Linked DNA regions of Homo sapiens: all the other regions are linked to region 1. Evidence: chromatin loops called from intact Hi-C (ENCODE). Cell type or tissue: CD4-positive, alpha-beta T cell. All regions are shown on one strand.

Evidence for each region. Hi-C counts contacts between places; a loop is a spot of excess contacts. Peaks named below come from ENCODE experiments on the same cell type or tissue, not always from the same donor. Only the 100,000 strongest peaks of a DNase experiment are listed, where the experiment ranks them.
Region 2: it touches region 1 in a loop (12-fold over the local background); 11 of 110 quality-filtered maps call a loop at or near these places.
Region 3: a loop joins it to region 1, with 2.8 times the contacts of the local background. A loop is called at or near these places in 3 of 110 quality-filtered maps.
Region 4: it touches region 1 in a loop (5-fold over the local background); 4 of 110 quality-filtered maps call a loop at or near these places.
Region 5: it touches region 1 in a loop (11-fold over the local background); 11 of 110 quality-filtered maps call a loop at or near these places.

The regions. Positions count from the first base shown.
Region 1 is chr22:25,057,884-25,062,883 of GRCh38, forward strand. The region is part of intron 6 of KIAA1671; the gene reads left to right. Among named protein-coding and RNA genes, the nearest start is that of KIAA1671-AS1, 52 kb to the right of the region's middle. RefSeq lists an enhancer at 3,366-4,280. In CD4-positive, alpha-beta T cell, CTCF peaks have their summits at 2,901 (motif pointing right) and 3,102; DNase peaks (open chromatin) are centred at 2,918 and 4,648; H3K4me3 peaks cover 801 bases; H3K27ac peaks cover 1,090 bases.
Region 2 is chr22:25,169,669-25,174,668 of GRCh38, forward strand. It overlaps KIAA1671, which reads left to right. Exons shown (of 13, transcript NM_001145206.2): 7 at 1,152-1,270; 8 at 4,572-4,821. Among named protein-coding and RNA genes, the nearest start is that of CRYBB3, 28 kb to the right of the region's middle. RefSeq lists a silencer at 2,534-2,828. In CD4-positive, alpha-beta T cell, CTCF peaks have their summits at 2,757 (motif pointing left) and 2,959; a DNase peak (open chromatin) is centred at 2,693.
Region 3 is chr22:25,445,686-25,450,685 of GRCh38, forward strand. LOC124905093 (a long non-coding RNA gene) reads right to left here and starts at 2,308. Exons shown (of 2, transcript XR_007068033.1): 1 at 1,999-2,308. It also overlaps the pseudogene CRYBB2P1. In CD4-positive, alpha-beta T cell, CTCF peaks have their summits at 2,294 and 2,494; DNase peaks (open chromatin) are centred at 2,346 and 3,066; H3K4me3 peaks cover 1,504 bases; H3K27ac peaks cover 718 bases.
Region 4 is chr22:26,676,554-26,681,553 of GRCh38, forward strand. All of the region lies in intron 1 of MIATNB (MIAT neighbor), which reads left to right. Among named protein-coding and RNA genes, the nearest start is that of MIATNB, 6.2 kb to the left of the region's middle. RefSeq lists an enhancer at 4,191-5,000. In CD4-positive, alpha-beta T cell, CTCF peaks have their summits at 2,652 (motif pointing right) and 2,853; a DNase peak (open chromatin) is centred at 2,638; H3K27ac peaks cover 1,350 bases.
Region 5 is chr22:25,108,269-25,113,268 of GRCh38, forward strand. All of the region lies in intron 6 of KIAA1671, which reads left to right. KIAA1671-AS1 (KIAA1671 antisense RNA 1) reads right to left here and starts at 4,424. Exons shown (of 5, transcript NR_038941.1): 1 at 4,349-4,424; 2 at 3,919-4,155; 3 at 2,690-2,729; 4 at 1,733-1,850. RefSeq lists enhancers at 2,379-3,241, 3,242-4,103. In CD4-positive, alpha-beta T cell, CTCF peaks have their summits at 2,838 (motif pointing right), 3,062 and 3,265; a DNase peak (open chromatin) is centred at 2,903; H3K4me3 peaks cover 1,321 bases; H3K27me3 peaks cover 235 bases.

The sequences.
Region 1 (5,000 bases):
ACCCTCCTGGGTCTCCCAAAGTGCTGGTATTACAGGCATGAGGTACCGCACCCAGCCTCATCCCTCCTTTGAATAGAATCCATCCTAGCACCCTGTGGCAGACATGAGTTATGGAAAAAGCAAGTTTAAGACTTCAGGGTGTGATGAAGGATCCAGATTCCAGATGCAGCCCCACCAGTTGGAACCTAGATTTCTTCTTCTGGAAATGGAAATAACTCACTCAGGGAGATTTTCAAAACTTAGATACCCAGGTCACATCCCAGAAATTAAATCTAAATGCATGGGGGCAGGGCCTGGGCATCAGTGTTTTTTAAATAGACTTGACTTTTTAGAACAGTTTTAGATTTACAGGAAAATTGGAATGATGGTACAGAGAGTCCCCATACACCCACACCCAGTTTCCAACTGTCATCACCACCTTGCCTTAGCATGGTATGTTCATTACCATCAATGAGCCAATACTGATACATTCCTATTAAATAAAGTTCATAGTTTATTCCGATTTTCTCAGTTTTAATGTTACGTCCCATCCAGGATGTAGTATCAGACTTTTCTTTGTTTTTCATGAGCCTGGCAATCTTGAATAGTCTTGGTCAGGTATTTTTAGGATTCCCCCCTATTGTCTGGGTGTCAGTATTTTTTAGAGATCCCCGGGGGATACGGCACTGTTCGGAAACTGCTGCTCTAGGGCCTTGTGTGTGTGTCTGGGTGGGGATGAGTTGTTTATATAAAAACGAGTTAGCCTAAAGAGTAGAAGAGGAGAAGTAATTTCCATGGTCCGGTGATCTGTTGTTATAATGAACCATCACAGAACTTAGGGGTGTAACAGGGTCATGGATTCCGCAGGTCAAGAAGCCAAGCAGGGCTCTGTGGGTACAGCTCTTCTCTGCTGGGAGCCCTGAACAGCTGGGGCAGGAATCATCTGGAAGCCTCATCACTTACGTCTGGTGCCCGGGCTGGGATGACTCGAAGGCTGGGCTCCTGGGACTGATGACCAGAGCACCTGAGTGAGGCCTCTTCTCAGGACCTCTCTAAACTCAGATGTCACCCCTGGGCAAGGCCTTCCCTGACACCACCTCTGCATAAGGCCCGGGCCCCCATTATTCCCTCACAGCACCCCCATTATCATGTGCAGTGTCCTTCTGATATCTGCCTCCCTCATCAGGGTGGAGGCTGTTTGCTGACTTCTTATCCCTCCCCCACCAAACAAGAATTGCAGGACTGTAGGGCTCTTGAAGCTCTTGTTCACTTTTGTGTTTTCAGTGCAGAGTTGAAGCTAGGTGAATATTTTTTAAGTGAGGGGCCAGGCATGGTGGCTCATGCCTGTAATCCCAGCACTTTGGGAGGCCAAGGTGGGAGGATCGCCTGAGGTCAGGAGTTCAAGATCAGCCTGGCCAACATGGTGAAACCCCGTTTCTACTAAAAATACAAAAATTAGCTGGGTGTAGTGGTGGGTGCCTGTAATCCCAGCTACTGTAATCTCAGCTACCTGGGAGGCTGAGGCAGGAGAATCACTTGAACCCAGGAGGCAGGGGTTGCAGTGAGCCAAGATCACACCACTGCACTCCAGCCCTGGCGACAGAGTGAGACTCCATCTCAAAAAAAAAAAAAAAAAAAATTGTTGAATGAAGGAGTGAGTGAGTTCACAGCCGAGGAAGGGAAACAGACACACAACAGACAGATGCACAACAAACTAACCCGACAGAGGAGGGAGTAATTGGCTCTTCCTTGGCCTGGTGGCAGGGGAACTAGAAAGACTCATCTTGCCCTGGATCCTGACAGGGGAGTAGTTTGGCCAGGCGGAGGGAGGGGCAGGAAGGGTAACCCAGGTACCAGTCTGCACAAGGCCGGGAGGCTGGACAGCTTGTGTGGCAACAGTACCTTGCTGCCCCTCCCATGTAGTTCCTGGGAGGGGACCCCTGCACTCTCAGGGTGCCCACTCATCACTGAGCAGAGAGAAGGGTTCAGAGGGAAAATGGAGAATTTAGTTGGGGGCAGAATTCTGAGGGCAAAGTCCCTTCCAAACTGCCTCAGAAATCCCTGATCTGGGGATTCCTAAATGCCAGGCCTCCTGCAAGGCACCCGGGGCACCTTGGGGCTTGGAACCCGGATTTGCAGGCCCTTTCCCGGGGATTCTGCATCGGGAGCTGTGCCCGGAAGCCAGGCCAGGCAGGGATGGGGATTTCGTGACAAATGGTGGGGAGGAAGGAGCTTCCCTTGCATCCCAGCTCTTCCTTGCCCAGAATGTTGGTTGGATCGTCCAGTTTTTCAAGCAGAACTGATGATCCTGATTTTATTTTATTTATTTATTTATTTTGAGATGGACTCTTGCTCTGTTGCCAAGGCTAGAGTGCAGTGGCATGGTCTTGGCTCACCGCAACCTCTGCTGCCTGAGTTCAAGTGATTCTCCTGACTCAGCCTCCTGAGTAGCTGGGATTACAGGCGTGCACCATCACGCCTGGCTAATTTTTGTATTTTTAGTAGAGACAGGGTTTCGCCATGTTGGCCAGGCTGGTCTCAAACTCCTGACCTCATGTGATGGTCCACCTCGGCCTCCCAAAGTGCTGGGATTACAGGTGTGAGCCACCGCGCCTGGCCCAATCCTGATTTCAATGTGACATCTCACCATGTGCTCAGGCCACATTCTAGCTGCCTTCGGTTCACACTCTGGGTATCAGAGGTCTTGTTATTCACACTTGTTATCTCACTGGATCCTTGCCACAACTCTGGGAGACCCACGGGAAACTGAGGGTTGGCAAAACGAACTGACTTGGCCCAGGCTTCGACACTGGGCAGGTAGCACAGGTGGGGGCTCAATCCAGGGCCGCCAGTTTCTGTTTTACCTGCCTCATTCTCCTCCCAGGTGAAACAAGGCACTGGTTTTCTTGTGCATCATTCAGAAATGACCACAAGAGGGTAGGATGGAGACGGTCTATTTTCCACATTTCGTTAATTTGCTTTTAAGCCGTTTTACATTCGGGCCTCCATTCTAAACCTGAAACATCCAAATTTTCCATGACCACTTAGATTTTCATCTTTTCATGCAGCCCACTAATTTCGGTAGATGTGTCACTGTGCTCTGTCCCCATTGGGCCCCATGTCAGTTTCTATTTTGTGAACCTGACATCAGAGCTGCCCAGCTGAGCTTAGGATGTTCCTCTGCAGCCTTCACAGCCCTGGCTGCCCCATTTATTTTCATGGATGATATTTTCTCTTCCGGAGAAAGTATTTTTTGGGAAAAAAAAATTTTGTTTTTGTTTTATTTGTAAAAAAGAGCGTGGGGTATGGATAGCCGAGCCTATAGTGAGAAACTTATGGTTATAGAAACAGCATTTTTCTCTTAAGGAGATGTATTTCCAGAGATGCTGAATCTTCTACTTGAACTCGAGGTCTCTTGAGAATAGGGACATTTTGTCATATTTCAAGCCTGGGTTCTGTGCCACCTTCTCCAAGAAGCCCTCCTGGGTTGCACCCTATCCTGTGAACTCCTCCATTCCAGGCCCTCTAGCCTCTAGTGCTGTAATTTATTCCCAAGTGCTTCTCTTACAGACCGTGAGCCCCGCTGAGGGCAAGAATCCTGCCTCACTCATGTCCCTAATGCTTCACACTTTATCCTCAGGGCCTTCATTGATTGAGCAGTTGCAGTCAGCCTGCTGAGTGCTTTTCTCATATCATCTGACCTCTGCCTCACTGCCATCCTGTGAGGGAGGAAATTATCATGATTGTTGTTGTTATTCTCAGCCTCATTTTATGTCTGAAGAAACCGAGGCACAGAGAAGAGAAGCAGGTTGTCCTGGATGACAGTGTGAGGCAGGGCTGTAGTTGGGATTTGAACCCCAGGCCTACCTGAGTGCAGATCCCTGCTCCCAGCAGCTTCGCTCCCAGCTCCTGGTAGGGCTTAATCATGTTCACTGACTGAGTGGGGAGGGAGCGCTCCAGCCAGGTTGTAGGCGCTGCTGGCCCTGCGCATGCCCAGGCAAGACCTTCTAGCTTGCTTCTCCCTCTTTTCTCATCCCTTGGCACGGTTTGCTCCTTCTCCACTTCCTTCTTTTCCTCCTCCCTTTTCTCTTCCTCCCTCTTCTCTTCCTCCTGTTTTTTCTCCTCCTTTTCCTCTTCTTCCTCTTCCATTTTTATCTCTTCCTCCCTTTTCTCCTCCTTCTGCACTTTTTTTTTTCTTTTTAAAAATCAAGACAGGGTCTGGCCATGTTGCCAAGGCTGGTATTGAACTCCTGGGCTCAAGTGATCCTCCCACCTCAGCCTCGTGAAGTGCTGGGATTACAGGCCTGAGTCACTGCACTGGGCCCATCTCCTCTTCCTCCTCCTCTTCCCCCTCCTTTTCCTCTTCCACCTTTACCCCTTCCTCTCTTTTCTCCTCCTCCTCTTTTTTCTTCTTCCTCCTCCTCCTCCAATAGCTTATTGAAGTATAATTTACAGAGTATAAAATTCACTCGATTGAAGTGTACAGCAATTTTTAGTAAATGTACCAAGTTGCCCAGGGATCACTCTCTAGCCCAGAACATTGTCCTCACCCCAGAAGGAAGCACTGTACCTATTAGCAGGCACTCCCCCCAGCCCCCACCCCATCCAGCGGAAGCCCCTGGCAGCCACTCGTCTGCGGCCTGTCTCTGCAGTCTTGCCTTTTCTGCACATTTCCTGTCAGTGGGCTCATGCAGCATGGCTTTGTTGTGTCTGGCTCCTTTCACGCAGCACGGCATTTTTTTTACGCATCTGCGTTGGTTGTATCAGGACTTCAGGCTTTTCGACTGGGCTGCTGCTTCTTGCTGGGTCCTGTCTTCGCTGACCCCATCTACCCCATCTGCCCCTCCGCATGGTGGAGAGAACCGATTGGGGCCAGGAGGGCAGTTGTTGGGTCAGGCTGGGAACTGAGAGGATGGAAAATGTGTTTGCTGTTCCCCCCCTCCCAACCGGCACCCACCCCCGCCCCCCGCCACCCGCCACTCCCTAGTTGTGTGTTTTCAGTGATTTCAAATGTGCTGCAG
Region 2 (5,000 bases), 110 kb after region 1:
CAGTCATTTAATGGGGATTTATGGCCTTTCCACCGTGTGCCAGGCTTGGCCCTGTGGTCAGTTCTGTGCTAATCAGCACCCTTGCTCCCTGCGTGCCCTCTCTGAGTGCCCAGGCCGAGGGCCGAGACCAGCAACAGACCGGGTTGCAACAGCCCAAGGGATTGATGTTGCCTGAAGCGCAGTGGTTTGGACCTGGGGGTTGAATTCCACTTCGCTGGCTGTTTACTGGCTATTTGATTTGGGGCGTGTAATTTCATGTTTTTTGTTTGAGATGGAGTGTCTCTCTGTCGCCCAGGCTGGAGTGGTGCAATCTTGGCTCATTGCAAGCTCCGCCTCCCGAGTTCACGCCGTTCTCCTGCCTCAGCCTCCCAAGTAGCTGGAACTATAGGCGCCTGCCACCACACCCAGCTAATTTTTTATATTTTTAGTAGAGATGAGGTTTCACCATGTTAGCCAGGATGGTCTCGATCTCCTGACCTCGTGATCCGCCCACCTCGGCCTCCCAAAGTACTGGGATTACAAGAGTGAGCCACCATGCCCGGCCGTAATTTCATGTTTTTAAGCCTCAATTTTATCATCTGTAAAATGGGGATCGTAATAAGATCCACCCCATGGGATTGTCGAGGGACTGTAGTTCAACCAGGTGATCTCATGTCAAGAGCTCAGCCCAATGCCTGTCCCAAGTTCGGTGCTCCATGGATGTTCTGTCTGGTGATGCGGTTGGGAAACACGGTGGTGGTAGGAACCTGGGCAAGCGGGTGCATGGAGCTTCCCCCAGCCAGATCCATGAGTCTGAGTAACACTGAAGATGAGAGAAGTGTGCCCAGGCTGTACTGTGAGGAGGAGAGAGGGCCATTGAGGTGGGGGCCAGGCGATGCCCTGCAGGGCTCCACATGCCAGGTAGGGTGACCACTTCATCCCAGTTGGCCCACTTTTAGCACTGAAAGTCCTGTATCCTGTGATATCTTGGTAAACCAGGACGATTGGTCACGCTAGTGCCCAGCCAAGATGTCTGGCCCCACTTAGGAAGGCAGCGGGTTGCTGGGATGGGTTTGAGCTGGGGGCCATGCGATCTGATTTGTGTGTCAGCCGGGACGGGGGTTCTGAGTACATTTCCTGGTAGAAATCTCACATCTGGCTTGTCTTTGCAGGACCAGCTGAAGCAGTGTTTCTCCCGGCAGCCCACTGAACCCAAGGACACTGACACCCTCGTGCACGAAGCCGGCAGCCAGTATGGGACGTGGACAGAGCAGTGCCAGAGTGGGGAGAGGTAGGACGCGTGCGACGGGATTCTGGCTGCAAAGGGGGCAGCTGGGCTGGAGTTGCTGCAGCCCACCCACCTCCTGATTTCTATATTGCTAAAACCTCCAGTCTGTAATTATAAAAGGAACCCATTCTTCTTTTAAAAAGGAAATTAGGAAGTACAAAAAAATAATAATAAAGATTATGGGCCGGGTGCGGTGGCTCACGTCTGTAATCCCAGCACTTTGGGAGGCTGAGGCGGGCGGATTGCCTGAGCTCAGGAGTTCGAGACCAGACTGGGAAACATGGTGGAACCCCGTCTCTACTAAAATACAAAAAATTAGCTGGGTGTGGCAGCGTACCCCTGTAATCCCAGCTACTTGGGAGGCTGAGGCAGGAGAATCAATCACTTGAACCTGGGAGGCGGAGGTTGCAGTGAGCCGGGATTGTGCCACTGCACTCCAGCCTGGGGGACAGAGCAAGACTCCGTCTCAAAAAAACAAACAAAAAAAGATTATGGGTCAGCCACAGTGGCTCACACCTGTAATCCCAGCACTTTGGGAAGCCCAGGCGGGCAGATCACTTGAGGCCTGGAGTTTGAGACCAGCCTGGCCAACATGGCGAAACCCCATCTCTACTAAAAACGCAAAAAAAATTAGCTGGGTGTGGTGGTGGGCACCTGTGATGCCAACTGCTCAGGAGGCTGAAGCACAAGAATCACTTGAACCCGGGAGGTGGAGGCTGCAGTAAGCCAAGATTGCGCCAATGCACTCAATCCAGCCTGGGCGACAGAGAGAGACACCTTGTCTAAAAAAAAATAATAATAATAATAATGATATATGAAATATCCAAGATAGGCAAATACCATAGAGACAGAAAACAGATGAGGCGCTGGGGTGGAGAGGGAATGGGGAGTGGCTGCTTCGTGGGTATCTGGTTTCCTTTTGGGGTGATGGAAATTTCTAGGATGACAGTGATGATGGCTCCACAACACTGTGACTGTCCTGCATGTGACCAATGGCAAATTGTATTTTACCACAGTGATAAAAATGATAAAGTCACCAATATTAAAGTTGGCAGGAGGGTGATAGAATTGAAAATGGATAAGAAAAAGTAAAAGGAAAGCAAAGGTTTTTTACAGTGCCCGAGAAAGCTGTTTTTCCCACTGACCCATGAAATATGTGTTTAGTTATGAGCTTACTTAAATTTATCTAGAATACCCCTGCAAGAGCACTGGACTGAGAGTCTGGAAACCCAGGTCTTGGTTTTGCACATGTCACTGTGTGACCCTAGGAGCCCGTTCCTCTCTCGGGGTCTCCATTCCCCAGTTCTGACTCAGGACCTGTGGGACCTGGAGTGTGGACTTAGGTGCACCCCTGAGGGGGTGCTCCCTGCTGTCCTGCAGAGACAATGCAACTTCCCCTCCTCGGGCCACCCCAGGAGCATGGCACACCCAGCCTTGGACAGTGGTGCCACCTGCTGTCTCTCAGTGCTGTTACCTTCATCCCGTGTGGATTTGCCTCAATCCACCTTACAACCCTAACATCCTCCATATGACAAGTAATAAAATCACCCCAGAGCTGACAGAAAGCACGATGAAATGCCAGCACACCTGTGGAAAGTTCTGCTCAAGGGAGCAGACTGGTGGTCTTGAGAGTAGGCCCACTTGTCAGGTGTGCCCACCTGTCCTTTCTCAAGGCGAGGGTTTCCCATGACCTGGAGGCTTTGCTAGGCTATTGGCTTAGGTGTTCTTTTTAATATGTGGATGGAGGCAGGGCAGGAGGTTTTTAATGACTTGAATTATCTGTAAATTTTCTATCTTACATTATTCCAATGACCCAAGTGATACCTGATTATATTATCATAGGAAGAGATTTCAGAAGTAGGAGAGAGCCAAGGACATGGACGCTGGAGTCAGACTGCCTGGGCTCAATCCCAGTCCTGTTGCTGGGGACAAGCTAATTTACATCTCTATGCCTCAGTTTCCTCACCTTTAACAAGGTGAATAAGAATACTTAAGTTCATGAGGCCAATTATATTAGTCTGTTTTCACACTGCTATACAGAACTACCTGAGACTGGGTAATTTGTAAAGGAAAGAGGTTTAATTGACTCACAGTTCTGCAGGGCTGGGGAAGCCTCAGGAAACTTACAATCATGGCGGAAGGTGAAGGGGAAGCAAGGCACGTCCTACCTGGCAGCAGGAGAGAGAGAACGGGAAGGTGCCACACACTTTTAAACCATCAGATCTTGTGAGAGCTCACTCACTATCATGAGAACAGCAAGGAGGACATCTGCCCCCATTATCCAATCACTTCCCCCCACCAGGCCCTTCCTCCAATTCGACATGAGATTTAGTTGGGGACACAAATCCAAACCATGTCACCAACCCTAACTTGTAGGATTGTGGCAGTTATAGGCTAATCCTCATAGGATTATTGGAGAGGACTGAATGACACATTTTTTAGCACAATGCTTGGCACATAGTAAGTGCTCAGTAGATTTTTATTAAATGACTGAATGAATAAGTGAATGAAATAATGCAGGTCCCACCACCTGCTCTTCCATAGGTAACTGCTGATAACAATTTGATCTACATCAGCACTGCCCAGCAGAAATACAACATGATGATTTGATCCTTATGCAATATATACATGTATTGAAACACCACTCTGTACCCCGGAAACGTGTAATTACTATGTATCGATTATAAATAAAAAAGAATTATAATGTAAGCTGCAAATGCAAGACATATATGTAATTTAAAATGTCCTGGTAGCTACACCAAAAGAATAAAAAGAAACAAGTGAAATTCAATTTAGGGATGTATTTTATCAGAACCAAGGGATCCAAAATACTATCATTTCCACATGTAATTAACATGAAAAGTTATTAGCGAGGCAGTTTACATTCTTTTTTTCTATTCAAAGTATTGGAAATCCAGTGTGTAAGGTATAGGAAATCCAGTGTGTAAGATGCTCACGGCATATCTCAGCTCTGTCACTTGCTCCATTGCAAGGACCCAACAACCACCTGTGATAAGCAGCTTCCGTCCAGGACAGCGCAGGGCCAAAGGATCTTGAGTGGCACAGGACTGACTCCTCCCATTCTGCACCTGGCCAGGTGTTCCAGGCAGTGCCTTAGACAGCACCTCGCTGGCACATCTTGTGCTGTTTCCAAAGAGGGTCTTCTGCTGGGATGTTCTGTCTGTTGTTACTTGGCTTATAAAACATAACCCAAGCTATGCTGCCTGCAGCATCCTTCACTTGAAATCCCGTTCTCTGAAACGTTCTCCATAACCATGTCTCCCTTCATTCCCTTTTTTGGCAGCTTGGCCACTGAGTCCCCAGATAGCAGTGCCACATCGACAAGGAAACAGCCCCCCAGCAGCCGTTTGTCTTCTCTGTCCTCCCAAACGGAGCCCACCTCGGCAGGGGACCAGTATGACTGCTCCAGGGACCAGCGGAGCACCAGCGTGGACCACTCCAGCACTGACCTGGAATCCACCGATGGGATGGAGGGGCCGCCTCCACCGGACGCCTGCCCTGAAAAGAGAGTAGATGACTTCTCCTTCATTGATGTAAGTCAGTGGCCAGGAGCATTTCTTCTTAAATGGAAATTCCAGCCTCTCTCTGTGAATTGCCACTTCAGGTGTAGGATCTGTGTGCCAGGGACCCTTGGAGTGGGTACGGAGGGCACTGTCTTTGAAATGGGACTCACTTATGCATGTATCTTGGACCTGCCATACACCTGCTGTGT
Region 3 (5,000 bases), 390 kb after region 1:
CAGTGGCATGCTCATGACTCACTGCAGCCTCGAACTCCAGGGCTCCAGTGATCCTCCCACCTCAGCCTCCCAGGTAGGTGGAACCACAGGCACACACAACCATATGGGGCTAATTTCTAAAAGTTTTTTGTAGAGGTGGGGTCTCCCTAAGTTGCCCAAGCTGGTCTTGAACTCCTACCCTCAAACTACCCTCTTGGTTTGGCCTCCCAAACTGTTGAGGGATTACAGGTGTGACCCACTGTGCCTGGTCCTCCTAGAAAGACCTTGCAGTGTGGGTAGCACTTAAAATGGAACAGATGATGTAGGCAAATGCCTTTCTTTAGATGAGGCAATGTGGAAAGGAAGCAGAGCAGACTGACCAAGAGCATGGAGCCTGGTGCCTATGGCCTGGGTTCAAATCCCACTGAGAAGCTGCACATACCTAGGAGTGTTATGTAAATCTCTCTGTGCTTCAGTCCCTGTTCTGAGATACACGAATGTTAGGCCGAGCGTGGTGGCTCACACCTATATTCCCAGCACTTTGGGAGGCTGAGGCAGACGGATCACCTGAGGTCAGGAATTCGAGACCAGCCTCATCAACATGGTGAAAACCCGTCTCTACTAAAATACAAAAATTAGCCGGGCGTGGTGGCAGGCACCTGTAATCTCAGCTATGTGGGAGGCTGAGGCAGGAGAATCGCTTGAACCCAGAAGGCAGTGGTTGCAATGAGCCGAGATCCCTCCATGGCACTCCAGCCTGGGCAATAAGAGCGAAACTCTGTCTCAAACAAACAAACAAACAAAAAACAAATGTTAATATGGTCCCTCTTATGATATAACGCTAACATTGAATTCAGGTAAAGCCTTAAGAAGACTGGTGCCGGCCAGGTGCGGTGGCTCATGCCTGGAATGCCAGCACTTTGGGAGGCCAAGGCGGGCAGATCATGAGGTCAGGAGATCGAGACCATCCTGGCTAAAATGGTGAAACGCTGTCTGTACTAAAAATACAAAAAATTAGCCAGGCATGGTGGCGGGCCCCTGTAATCCCAGCTACTTGGGAGGCTGACGCAGGAGAATCGCTTGAACCCGGGAGGCAGACGTTGCAGTGAACTGAGATCACGCCACTGCACTCCAGCCTGGGTGACAGAGCGAGACTCCGTCTCAAAACAAAAAAAAAAAAAAAAAAAAAGAGAGAGAGAGAGAGAACTGCATTAATACAGATGGTTCCATATTTTCTCCAGGGATCATCCGACTGAGGAGGTGGGTGGGGAGGTGTGGGACAAAATGGGGATTATGGTATTGTTCAAAACGGAGGATTTTAATGTGGTCTCCAGTTGGATAGAAGTTGTGTGTACATGTGTTTGTATTATCTATACACACAGAGACACTGTTCTGAGTTCCTCATGTATATTAATCTGTATTTTATCCTCTCAACAACTCTTATGAGAAGGTACTTTTCTGCAGATGGAGAAGCTGAAACACGCAGAGGATTCACTGCCTGCTCCAGGTCACCAGCTTATAAGTGGCTGGAGCAGGATGTTAACCCAGGTGGCCTGGCTCCAGAGTCCATGCACTGAGCTAGAACAAAGAAGATAGAAAAGAGGGCACATTCAGCTTGCTGGGCTTTCCTGTTCATGCTCACTCTGTCTCTCCGGAAGAGGGTCACCTTTTCCTATCCTCCTGTCTTTGGACTTGAAACTCCATGATTTGGGCCTTTGTATTCTGCTACTTGCACCAGCAAACACAAAGGATTCTCAAATCTTGGACCTCAGACTGGGAGCTGCAGTGAAAGTTTCCGTTGTTTTCAGGCTTTTGCACATAAACAAATCCACATGGCTGGTTCCCCTGGGAGCCACACTACTGCTGCTTTTTCTCATTCTCCAGCTTGCAGATGACCTGCTGTGGGACTTTGCCTTGCAATTAGGTGAGCCAATTCTCCCTATAAATTCCCATTTACAACACACACACACACACACATATGTACACACACACACACGTATATACACACACAAGACTTACTTATCCTGAATACATATGCACCCAACAGTGGAGCAGCCAGATTCGCAGGTACTTGAAAGCTGAGATGGGAGGATCACTTGGGTCCGGGAGGTTGAGGCTGCAGTGAACTGTGATTGCACCACTGCACTTCATCCTGGGGGACAGAGTGAGACCCTGTCCAAAAAAAAAAGGGAGCTTCACAGGGGGAGGTCCACATGCATAGGTTGGGGAGTTCCTGCTCCCTGGTGTCCCACAAGGCACCCTTCTACCCTACCTGACCTGGGCTTATGCTGACCATGAGGTGAATCATCCTGCACTGTGCACTGTGACTGGCAGGGGGCGCTGAAACCGCCTTTTCTGCCCCACATGGTGCGCATGCGTGTTCTCACCGTAGACGCTGCGTGGCGTGCGTGGCGTGCGTGGCGTGCGTGGCGTGGAGTCCAGAATGAGAAGAAGGAAAGCGGGGCCGGTTCCTTCAGGACCCGCCTCAGGGGGCACCGCGGCGGCTTGGGGACCACTTGGAGCCCCGTCCTGGGGAGAAAACAGCTCACGTCTATGGCCCTGACTGCTTAGGCGGGAGCTGCGTGCAGCTCAGCTTCTCCGGGGCATTTTTTTCTACACGGTGAGTACAGAAGTTTGTTTCCTCGAACGTTCCCTTTATTCTCATCTTCTCACTAGTTTTCCTCTTTCTCTTATAGTATTTTAATATTTGTTTTACCATTAGTTTTGTTCCCTGAGGGCTTTTGAGGGTGGGAAGTGTAGCAGACTGTGGTATTTTTAGGGTTTGAGGAGTTCTTCTGAGGGAACCTGTCCCATATAGATGGGGAGAGAGGAAGGGGAAGCCCGGCCCAGGTGGGAGTGGGGGCCAGGTCTGGGTTTTTGGCCGCCTCCTGTCCAGGCCTCAGACGGAGGAAAAAAGATGCCAGCTGCCTCCAGGATTTGATGAATTTTTAAATTTGCCTTCCCGCCATCGGGACAAATCGGGACTCTTTCACCCCCCTCCAACCCCCGCCCCCAGGGAAGCCTATGTCCCCTTCTGTCCCTCTGGTCACGACCACCTGACCAGGGGGGAGGGACACCCTAGTGCGAGCCTGACGGGGACTTACCCCTGATGACGGCGATGCTGAGGACCTGGTTCTCTCCATTCTGCTCAGTGTTACGTCCCCTGTGCAGAAATGTCTATTCAGGGTCCCTGCCCAATTTGGTGTTATCTTATTGTGGTTATTGCTGCTTAGCGCTGTTAACGTATTGCATATCTTTTATAACAACCCCTTAGGAGATATATGCTTCCCCCAAACTTTCTCCCCATTTGTAGGATTCCTTTTCATTTGGGTCATTGTTTCCTTTCTGTACAGAAGCGTTCCAGTTGGATGTAGCCCCACATGGTTGTTTTTGCTTTTGTTACTTGTGATTCGCTTTCCCAATTTAAAAAATAAATATATTCATAAGTCATTCCATTCTCGACGAGATTTTGTCCCTCTTCTTTTTTTTCCTTTTTTTCTTTTCCTGTTTCCAAACTGTGAGCCTAGATGCAAGTTGCCCCAAAACTAAGTGCTCCACCATCCCCTCTTTTTATCTTACAGACATTTGATGATGATCTGTAATTTCAGGCCTTGTGTTTGGGTCTTCAATCCATTTTGAGTTGATTTTTGTGTATTGTATACCAGAAGGTTCCTGTTTCATTCTTTTTCATAAAAACATCAGTTTTTTCAAAACCATTTAATGAAGAAAATCTCCTATCCCCATTGAGGCTTTGCAAACTCTGATACTGTTTTCATTTGCTTTGGAGGTATACCCAGTAGTGGGATTGCTAGATCATATGGTAGTTGCGTTTTCAATTTTTTGAGGAATTTACAACTTTTTTTTTTTTTTGGAGAGGAAGTCTGGCTCTGTTGCCCAGGCTGAAGTGCAGTGGCGTGATCTCGGCTCACTGCAATGTCTGCCTCCCGGGTTCAAGTGATTTTCCTGCCTCAGCCTCCCGAGTAGCTGGGACTACAGGTGCATGCCACCATGCCCGGCTAATTTTTTGTGTTTTTAGTAGAGACGGGGTTTCTCTGTGTTAATCAGGATGGGCTTGATCTTCTGACCTCGTAATCTGCCCGCCTCGGCCTCCCAAAGTGCTGGGATTACAGGCATGAGCCACCGCGTCTGGCCTACAACTTTTTTCCATAGTGTATATCCTAATTTATCTTTACACCAACAATGCATAAGATTTTCCCTTTATCCAAATCCACACCAGCATTCTTTTTAATTTTTAAGATATTTTCAGTAACATGTATTCCAGTAGGTGTGGGATGGTATCTGAATGTGGTTTTGGAGTACAATCTTTTCTGATGAATAGTAATGTTGAGGACCTTTTCTCTTACGTGTTTGTGCATGTTATGTAATTTTGGCAGCGATGTCTATTCGGGTTTTCTGCCCGATTTTAGTTTGGATATGTATTTTTTATGCTATTTGGTTTTTTTTTCTGTGTATATGTTTGATAACAACCAGTTATCACTTCTCTGATTCCCTCCTATTTTCTCACAATCTTTTTCTTTTTTGAGACGGGTCACTCTCACCCATGCTGGAGCACAGCGGCACATCACAGGACCATGTGTATTGGGGTATTGGCTACCTACAGCTTTGCAACGCAATTTGATATGAGGAATTGTGAGTCCTCCAACTTAGTTTGTATTTGTCAGGGTTCCTTAGAGGTTCAGGGCTCTTTGTGGTTCCATGATAATATTAGCATTGTGTATTTAAACTTTTTTTTTTTTTTTTTTTTTTTTTTTTTGACGGAGTCTTGCTCTGTCAACCAGGCTGGAGTGCAGTGGCATGATCTCGGCTCACTGAAACCTTCATCTCCTGGGTTAAAGCGATTCCCCTGCCTCAGCCTCCCAAGTAGCTGGAACTACAGGTGCATGCCACAACACCCAGCTGAATTTTTTTTTTTTTTGTATTTTAGTAGAGATGGGGTTTCATCATGTTGGCCAGGATGGTCTCGATCTCTTGACCCTGTGATCTGCCTGCCTTGGCCTCCC
Region 4 (5,000 bases), 1.6 Mb after region 1:
CAGGGGTGGGCTCTCTCGGTGAGTCAGCCTTTCCTCAAGAGTGACCCTAGAAGTCAATATAATAGGGTATTTTATTTTTTAATTTTGGTAAAATAATCATAACATAAAACTTCACCACCATAATAATTTCTAAGTGAACATCTTGGTGGTATCATTCACATTGTTGTGCAACCATTATCACCATTGGTATTTATTTTTCTTTTCTTTTTTTTAGAGATGAGGTCTTGCTATGTTGCCCAGGCTGGCTTTGATCTCCTGGTCTCAAGCGATCCTCTTGCTTCAGCCTCTTGAGTAGCTGGGACTGCAGGCGTGCACCACTGTGCCTGGTGGTATTTTTAAAAAATAACACTTCTTTATGCCTAGGGCAGTGCTTCCAGAAATCCAGGTTCTTATTGCCAGGGAATTTGTTTATTTTATTATTATTTTTTTTTTGAGATGGAGTCTTGCTCTGTTGCCCAGACTGGGGTGCAGTGGCGCGGTCTCGGCTCACTGTAAGCTCTGCCTCCTGGGTTCACGCCATTCTCCTGCCTCAGCCTCCTGAGTAGCTGGGACTACAGGCACCCACCACCACGCCCGGCTAATTTTTTGTATTTTTAGTAGAGACGGGGTTTCACCGTGTTAGCCAGGATGGTCTCGATCTCCTGACCTCGTGATCTGCCCGCCTCGGCCTCCCAAAGTGCTGGGTTTACAGGCTTGAGCCACCGCGCATGGCCTGCCAGGGATCTTATACTTCACTGGGGAGTCAAAGAGTTCCTTGGTGACAGAGAAAAAGATAGAGTTTAGTGTGTGATCGTGAAGGACTGGCAAATATAAGCCACACACATCGCCACTCTTCCCTTCAGCATCCTTGACAGACATTGCAAGTTGATTGCCTATCTCTCTTTGGGAACTTGGGTGCATTTTCAGGCTCTTTCTCAGAACAGTGTTCTGGGTAGCCAAGTTTTAAAAGAACTTTGGAGTCAGTCTTAGGATTGAGACTACTGATAATCCTCAGTTTGAATCCCAGCTTTGCCACACACCTGCTGTTAGATCTTGGGGATGATTGCCCTTCCCTGAGCCTCCATCGGCTCTGTAGAATGGGGAGACCACTCCCACCTCATAGGGCCATTGTGAAGGTTCCCAAGCGTTCTTGCAGAGCTAAGACAGCGCTTGATGCCCTGCAAGTGTTCCCTGAAACCTCATTCTGTGTTAGCACCAGATGATGAGATTGGGGGCCAGAGGTGCTCTGTTGGAAAGAAGGTCAGGAGGAGGTGGGGTGAGGGTGGGGGCAGTAAGGGATGGCTTTCTGGGAGAATCAAAACTTGAGGGGAACCTTGAAGGATGGGGAATAGTCAATAAATCAGGAGAAAATAGTGATGGTGCAGGGCATTTCAGGATGGCTTCTCCAAGATTCATTGGACTGGTTCGGTAGGAGATGAGGATATTGATAGGATATTGGGGTGGGGGCAGGGTGGACACTTCAGAGGAGGTTACAGATTGAGCTAAGAAGTGGAGGCTGGTCTGTGCAGCAGTGTTCAAGGCGTGGTAAGAAGAGTTGGGAATCTCCCACGGCTGGCAGAACTTGTGAGCCCCCCTGCCCTCAAAGGACTACAAGACCCCTAATGAGAAGAGAGCTTCCTCCCAGTCCTCCTTTCTCTTCCTCCTCTCCCTCCCTCTATTCACCCAGCAGCTGTTTACTGAGTCCTTCTTTTATAGTGGGCACTGCCCTAGCCTCTGGGATGCCAGGTTGCTGGCCTTTCTGTTACCAGTGCACCTATTTGCTCTCGCCTGGGTACCTACTTTTGCACTGGCTTTTCCCGTCACTTAGAATGTATGTCCCTCTGGTTTTCACGTGGCTGACTTCTTGTTGGCGCTCAGCTGAACATCACTTGTTCAGAGAAGCCTCCCCTGACCACCCTGTCCACAGTACTCTATCACTGCAGTTCTCAAACATTTTGGCTTCAGGCTCTTTACACTCTTGCCATATGACGCACAGTGCTAGCTGATTGCCTGCCTATCTTTGGGAACTTGGGTGCATTTTCAGCCTTTTTCTCAGAAAAGTGTTCTGGGCAGCCAGGCCCAGTTGCAGGTGTTTTTTCAAAGGCATTGTGGATGCTGGCCACTCACAAGGCTCAACTGGCCCCTGTTTCATTCATTCAGCAAAATGTTGTTGAGTCCTACTGTGTGTCAAATACAATGCTGGGTGCCCAGGGCACAGCAGACAGGCATCACCCCTGCAGAGTGCAAAGCCCAGGAGAGGCAGTGAATGGAAACTAGATTTGGATGGGGGACAGGGACAGAAGGAAACCATTGTAGAGACTCTGCCATGTTGTAAATTAAAACAGAGACGTTTTAAAAAGACTTGTTTATTCATGGAAAAATCACAATAACAATAATAAACCCATCGCATATTAACAAAAATAACACATGCTTTATTATGAATAACCGTATTTTCCAAAGCAAAATAAATTTAGTGAGAAGACAGCATTATTTTACTTTCTTAGGGTAAATCTCTTTAATGTCTGGCCTAATAGAAGACAGATTGTGTTGCATTCTGATATCTGCCTCTGCATTTAGTCTGTTGCATGTCAGTGTCGTGTAGCTCCTGGGAGTCCAGTCCGCTTTGTAGGTGCTCTGTGGCCCAGCCAGAGCTGTAGTTCACAGGAGCGACCAGGAGATGGTGGTGTTGCACCAAACCCTCACTGCTTATTATTGGAAACTCAGTTCCTCTCAGGGGCATTTGGGGCTGGATGCTCTACGGGATACTCTGGAAATCACAGAGTTTTAGGGCATTGAGTAGGACTTGGCATGGGTGGGACAAGGATAGGGACTGGAGAGAATGCAGCTGAGGACAGAAACTCTGGAAAACCACTCTTCATTTTTGCGGAGGGCTCCTTTTCTTTTCTCTCTCTCTCTCCCTCCCTCCTTCCCTCCCTCCCTCCTTCCCTTCCTCCCTCCTTCCCTCCCTTCCTCCCTTCCTTCCTTCCTTCTTTTCTTTTTTTTCCTTTTTTTTTTTATGGAGTCTCACTCTATCGCCAGGCTGGAGTGCAGTGACGCGATCTCGGCTTACTGCAACCTCTGCCTCCCAGGTTCAAGCGATTCTCTTGCCTCAGCCTCCCTAGTAGCAGGGGTTACAGGCGCCTGCCACTGCACCTGGCTAATTTCTGTATTTTTAGTAGAGTCGGGGTTTCACCATCTTGGTCAGGCTGGTCTTGAACTCCTGACCTTGTGATCCACCCGCCTCGGCCTCCCAAAGTGCTGGGAGTGAGCCACCTTGCCCAGCCGAGGGCTCCTTTTCCTAACAGAGGCCAAGCCAAGTGACTTCCCCTCTCTAAGCCTCAGCTTACTCCTCCACCAAATGGGCAAAGTACGCCTTTGGCTTCCATTCCATCCTGCCACTCTCAGCAGGGTTCACTATTTTGATAACACTGGTGTTTTCAGCAATGCAGGATCCCCCAACCATCGACCTCTGAGGCCTAGACTATTCCAAGAACTCGCTGATGCTGTGAGCTCTTCCTGCAGGCAAAACTGTTCCTTCTCTCTCCACCTCCAAACACACCTTCATTCACCTGGATTGAGTTAAAGTGGCCGGTACTGTTTTCCGAGTGTTTGCTCCATGCAGGCTCTGTGCTGAATGGTTTGGACACATTGATGTATGAAGTGCTCAGAAATAGTTTACGAGTTTCATTACCACCCCCATTTTATAGGAGGAGGCACTGAAGCTTAGAGAGGTGAAGAAACTCACCCAAAGACACATGGTTGGAGGATGGAGAAACCTGGATTCAAGGTGGTCACCACACCCATGGGGCCGCATCACCCCAAAATGCTGACTCCGTCTTGTGGGATCGAACCCAGTTACTCTTTCTATGCTGGTTTCTCTCCTGTCACTCCTTCTCCCTGCAGGGTGTTCATTGCCCTCGGGGATCTGAGCACAGTTTGTGATTTCATATTTATTGGCTCATTGACTGCTCCCCTGACTGTGAGCACCACAAGGGCAGGGGCAATGCAGCCTGCTTCACAGCTGTACCCTGGGTACCCAGTACTGCACTTGGCACAGAGTTGGGAGTCAACAACATTTTACTGAATGAATGAAACAAGAGTCAGTTGGGCTTTTCTAGTGGGTGGTGTCCAGGCAAATTAGGGAGTAGCCAGATCCACCCCTTACTGGTTATGTGACTTAGGGCTGATGACTTCCCCTGTTTGAGCCTCAGTTTCTCCATCTGTAAAATGGGAATAACTGTGTTCCTTTCTTTTTCTTTTTCTTTTCTTTTTTTTTTTTTGAGACGGAGTTTCACTCTGTTGTCCAGGCTGGAGTGCAATGGTGCGATCTCAGCTCACCGCAACCTGCACCTCCTGGGTTCAAGTGATTCTCCTGCCTCAGCCTCCCGAGTAGCTGGGATTACAGGTGTGTGCCACCATGCCCGTCTAATTTTGTATTTTTAGTAGAGATGGGGTTTCTCCATGTTGGTGAGGCTGGTTTCGAAATACCAATCTGAGGTGATCCGCCCACCTTGGCCTCCCAAAGTGCTGGGATTACAGGCATGAGCCATCGCGCCCGGCCCAACTGTGTCCCTTTCAATGAAGCTACCCGGATTTGGCAAGAGAGCATATGCAACGTGTCTGCATGTGATGGGCTCTCAATTCCTGTTTCATGTGTTGATGGTTTCTCTTGGCCTTGGGCAGGTATGGCAGGCCAACAGGGTTGGGGGAAGACAGAGTGGCCTGAGGATTAGACCGGGGAGCAACAGGACCAAGTCATGGAGCAAGCTGGCCGGCAGCTCTGGCCTCTTTATCCTCTGAGCCTGCCTGTGGTGAGCACTCAAGAAGCCACAGTCATGGCGGCCCAGTCCCTACAGTCATCTCTTGCCTGGCCCATGGCCTATAAACAGATCCTCCCCTGCAAAGCACCCACAACAGCGGCGTAGCCATGTAGCCAGGGGGACAGAGACCGCTGTGGGGAGCTGGTGCTGTTCAGCCTGAAACACTAGCGATTTCCTAATCTTCACTCAAGAGGCCTCTCC
Region 5 (5,000 bases), 50 kb after region 1:
ATTTCCCACCCCGATGTCCAGATGGTCTGTTAAAAAGCTGTGTGCCATTCCAGCTTTCTAGGTATTTCTGGTGTGACTTTTCTGGGGCCAGCGGGGAGGACTCAGCTCTTTCTCAGGTCTGTTCCTGTTTCCACTCTGGACGTCCTGGGCCTGCGTAATGAGGGAGCAGACCATGAAGAGGACTTCATGGTGTAGGAGCTCACTATGGGCAATCTGTGTGGGGAAAATGGACAAACTTTGGAGGCCCACTTTGGATGCCAGAAGTCCTGGGACCTAGGAGGCTGCATGTGGTGGAGGGTGGAGCCAGGCACTCATGGAAGTGCGACCTAGCCCTGTGTATGTTTCCTGTGTATGTTTCCTCACCTGCATGGTGGAGTAATACTTCTGGATATATCAATGTAAGGTATATAGGCTGCTGCAAGAGCCCCCCACCCCATCTTTGCCTTCAATCTTCAGTTTTCTCATGGACCAGTTACCTACTTGCCTCTGGGCACTTGTATCTCTGTGATGTCTATGGGCCAGGAATTTGGGAGCAGTGTGGCTGAGTGACTGTGACTTGGAATTTCTTATGACGTTGTACTCAAGATACTGGCCAGGTCTACGGTCAGCTAAGGGTTTGACTAGAGATGGAGCATCTGCTTCCATAGTGGCTCACTCACATGGCCAGCAACTGGTGCTAGCTGTTTGCTGGGGGCCTCAGATTCTCTCCATGTGGGTTTCTGTGTGTGACTGCTTGAGCATCCTCACAACATGGCGGCTGGCTTTCCCCAGTATGACCTCAGAGAAGAAGGTAGAAACCATGATGCCTTTTATGACCAAGCTTTAGAAGTCCTACACTATCACTTCTTTTTTTTTTTTTTAGACGGAGTCTCACTCTGTCACCCAGGCTGGAGCGCAGTGGTGTGATCTCAGCTCACTGCAACCTCTGCCTCTCGGGTTCAAGCGATTCTCCTGCCTCAGCCTCCCAAGTAGCTGGTATTACAGGTGCCTGCCACTGTGCCCGGCTAATTTTTGTAGTTTTAGTAGAGACGGGGTTTCACCATGTTGGCCAGGCTGGTCTTGAACTCTTGACCTTGTGATCCACCCGCCTCGGCCTCCCAAAGTGCTGGGATTACAGACATGAGCCGCCGCACCTGGCCCATCACTTCTTCTTTACTCAGACGTGAGCCACCGCGCCCGGCCCATCACTTCTTTATTCTGCTAACCACACGGACCAACCTTGATTCGTTGTGGGAGGGGACCACACCAGGTTATGAATAAAAGGGGGCAAGGATTACTGATGGTCATCTTGGAGGACATCTATCAGCCATAACCTTGGTACATGATTTCACCTCTGTGGATCTCAGTCTCCTCTGTCAAATGGGTTCATGCAAAAAAATTCATTAGTTGATTCCTGTGAATGCTTAGAAATGGTGTTGGACATTTAGTTACCTCTTGATAAATATTAGCCACCACTGTCATCCCCTGCTGGGCTGTGAGCCCTCTGCTCTTAATCTCTATGCAGTGCCTGGCTCAGAGTAGGCACCCTCTGAATCTTTATTAAATGAATGAATGAAAGAATGAATGAGGCTGGATGTGGTGGCTCATGCTTGTAATCCCAGTACTTTGGGAGGCTGAGGCAGGTGGATCGCTTGAGTCTAGGAGTTCGAGACCAGCCTAGACAACATGGTGAAACCCTGTCTCTACAAAAATTACACACAAAAAAAAATTAGCTGGGCATGGTGGCACATACCTGTAGTCCTAGCTACCGAGGAGGCTGAGGTGGGAGGATCGCTTGAGCCTGGGAGGCCAAGGCTGCAGTGAGCTGTGATCATGCCACTGCAGTCCAGCCTGGGCAACAGAGTGAGATCCTGTATCCAAAAAAAGAAGAAGAGAGACAGGGAGAGAAAGAGAATGAATAGCTGTAAGGACTGGGAATACATAGAAAAGAAAGAGATCTGTTGGCCATATTGCCAGAGAGTCCTTTGTGATAAACTTTCTCAAGTGAGGCCCTTTGACCAGTGTCTAGAAAACAAATATTTGTTCAAAACTGAAGTGAGGTGGTGGTGGAAAGGACATAGGATGCATTCTGAGCGACCTGGGTTTCAATTGTGTACTTGGTGTCCGAACAATAAATATTTACAGAGCCCTGACTCTGGGCCAGGTACCATGTCAGACCTGGGAAAACCTGGGGTGGGAGCAGCTCTGGTGCATGCCTGGTGACATCCTTGCTGTGTGACCTTGGGCAAGTGAATCTATGTCTCTGAATCTGCATTTCCTTGTCTGTAAAAGTAGTGGGGTTGGGGGGACATGGATCCCTGCTAGAAGGAGAAACCTCCTTTAACAGGTGTGCCTGACCTCCAGGATCCAGCTGCTGCCCACCCCCTTCTAACAACCCCTGACATGTTTGGGATCTCCAGGCAGAGGACAGAAAACCTGCATGGGTCAGATGAGCGGGGCCTGGCCGAGGACAGTGGGTGTTAGGGTCTAGTCGTACCCCCAACCCCTAGTACTCCAGCCCTGTAAGGGTTAAAACCCAGGGAGCTCACGTGACCTAGTGTAAACCATGAATCATTCCCATTGCTCCCAGTGCTGAGCCTGCTGCCCAGGACAGGGCAGATGCTGTGCCCCGGGTTGCCATGGCAACTCCGCCTGTACTGAAATACAGCCCTCCCCAGTCCTTCCTGGGGGACCTCAGAGGCTGTCTCACCTGGATCAGTGTTGCCTTCCAGAGAGGGAGGGAGAGACAGCTGAAAAGGAGAGAGAGAGGAGAGACGCTTAGAGACAAGCAAGTGGAAGTTGAGACACAGGGAGAGGGAGGAGAGCGAGGCTGAGAAATCAACAGAGAAACAGACCACGAGAGGGAGACAGACTGACAGCCGACCAGAGGTCCCAAGACGCTGCCTGTAACCTTAGAGGCAGAAGCCGTTTCCCAGCAGTGCTAACCTTCCCGGGGCTGCCAGATCGCCGACATACACGCACACACACACAGAGTGCACACACATGCACACACGTGCAGCCGCATTTCCTGGTGCGCTTGCTGTGAGGGCACAGGGGTGGGTAGGCTGGCAGGCACGTGAAGTTGCCATCAGCCCCGAGGGACCGTGAGCGAGTTGGGACTTGGGGGAGAAAAAAATGGGGGCGGACGTCAGCTCCCTGGGCGGCCGCCGCCACCGCCTCCGCCTCCCCGAGGCCCCTCCTGCATTCCTGGGCAGCGAAGCCCCTCGCTAAGACGGGGGCTGATGTCATCCCGGGCTGCTCAGCCAGGGGACCCGGGGGCCCTGGTGGCTGCCTCCGGAAGTGAGCTAGCCGCCTGCCGGCCGACAGGTTTGGAATCTCCAGCCAGAGGACAGAAAACCTGCATGGGTCAGGTGAGCGGGGTCTGGCCGAGGGCAGCCGGGCAGGGGGCAGCAGGGTGCGGCAGCTTGCCCACCGGAACCTCCCAGGGTGCACCTCAGGGGGGCTGCCTACCTGAAGGGAAGTGAGGACGAGGGTGCCCAAAGGCCGCCCCCTCCACCCCCACCCCCATCCCCATCCCCCGCCTTTCGGGACCGTCACGCCCTGGAGTGAGTGCAGCCGGCTTGTTCCTCAAAGCTCCTTGTCTCGGCCGATCAGCTGGGTGAGCCCTGGAACTGGAACCTGGACTGCCCAGTGTGTTGACTTTATAACTCCGCTGGGGTGGACTCCCAGCCTGGCACTTAGCTGCCTCTTAATTCTGAGCGGCACCCGTGGATGCAGCCGGCTCCTGGCTCAGGGATGTTTACTTACCCTTGGTTTGCCTGAAGAAAGCTGCTGTTTTTAATTTTTTTTCCTCCAAGCAAGCCCAAAACTTCCATGAGCAAAAGAGTCCAAAGAGGCAAGAGGACACTGGCGTTTTAATTGCTCTCTCCCTCCCTAACTTCCTTCTTCCCTCTCCTCCTGGCTGGCCCCATGGATTACCTGGGAGATAAACTCACAGTGGCCCAGACCCACATGACCCAGTGGATGGGCACCGTGAGGAGGTCCTTCCAGGAAGCCCTCAATTTGGTGACCACCACGGTGGGCCACGAACGGACGAGTGCAGAGTCGGCCAGCCGGACCCCCTTCAAGCGTACTTCCTCCTTCCGACACCTGGCTTCCCGGAGTCGGGAATCCTTCCGCCGCTTCTCTGCTCGCAGCCAACAGAGATTTTCTTCACTGAGGAAAAGGCATACAGATTCGGAACCGCCAGATATTGTAAGCTTATTATGTTTTAAAAAATATTAAAACAACACTGAAAGCTCCTCCCCTCCAGTCCTCCCAGGGAGGGGGTCCCAGACATCAAACCGGGGAAGTTACTTCTTCCAGAATAGTTGTCAGTCAAAGCCCAGGCACTTCCTGTCCCCTGTACCTGGGAAAGAGGCACGTAGCAATAATTCCTCTCTCCTGAAGTCAGTCAGGACATTTTTGCTGGAGTCGACGTCTGTGTGGACAGGGCCAGCACGTGAGTTGGGCTGAATTTGCCAGTTGATTTATGTTTAAGTGTGAACACCCCAACCCCCGACACGAAAGCTCATCCTTCTCCCTATTTTTAGGGTGGATTAGTGGCACCTGCCTCATCTCCTCTCACCCTCCTAGGAAGCACAAGTGGCGGTGTCATGTGCACGCTGAGTTGTAGCTTTTGTCGTTCCACCGAGCTTTCATTGGATTGCCAAGGAAAGGGTCTTAGGAGACCGAGGTGTGGTGGGCGAGTTTGCCCGCTGGCCGTGAACCTTGGGTTTGGTGTGAGTGGGCCAGGGAGGGAGGCCTTGATTTCTTACTCAGGCAGGCTCGGGAGGGCTTGGATTGGGACAGCAGGGTGGAATGACAGCTAATGATTAAAACCTTGGCCTGTGTCCTGCTAGGCGACAGTGCAGAAACAATCGTAAGGTCCTTCTGATGATTTGGAGAGGTGGGACTGGGCCCAGAAAGCGAAAGTGCCTACTGTGGGGGAAGCACAGTGAGTGAGTGGCAGAGCCAGGTCCCGAACCCCAGGCTCTGACCTCCCCATTCACGGCTCTTTG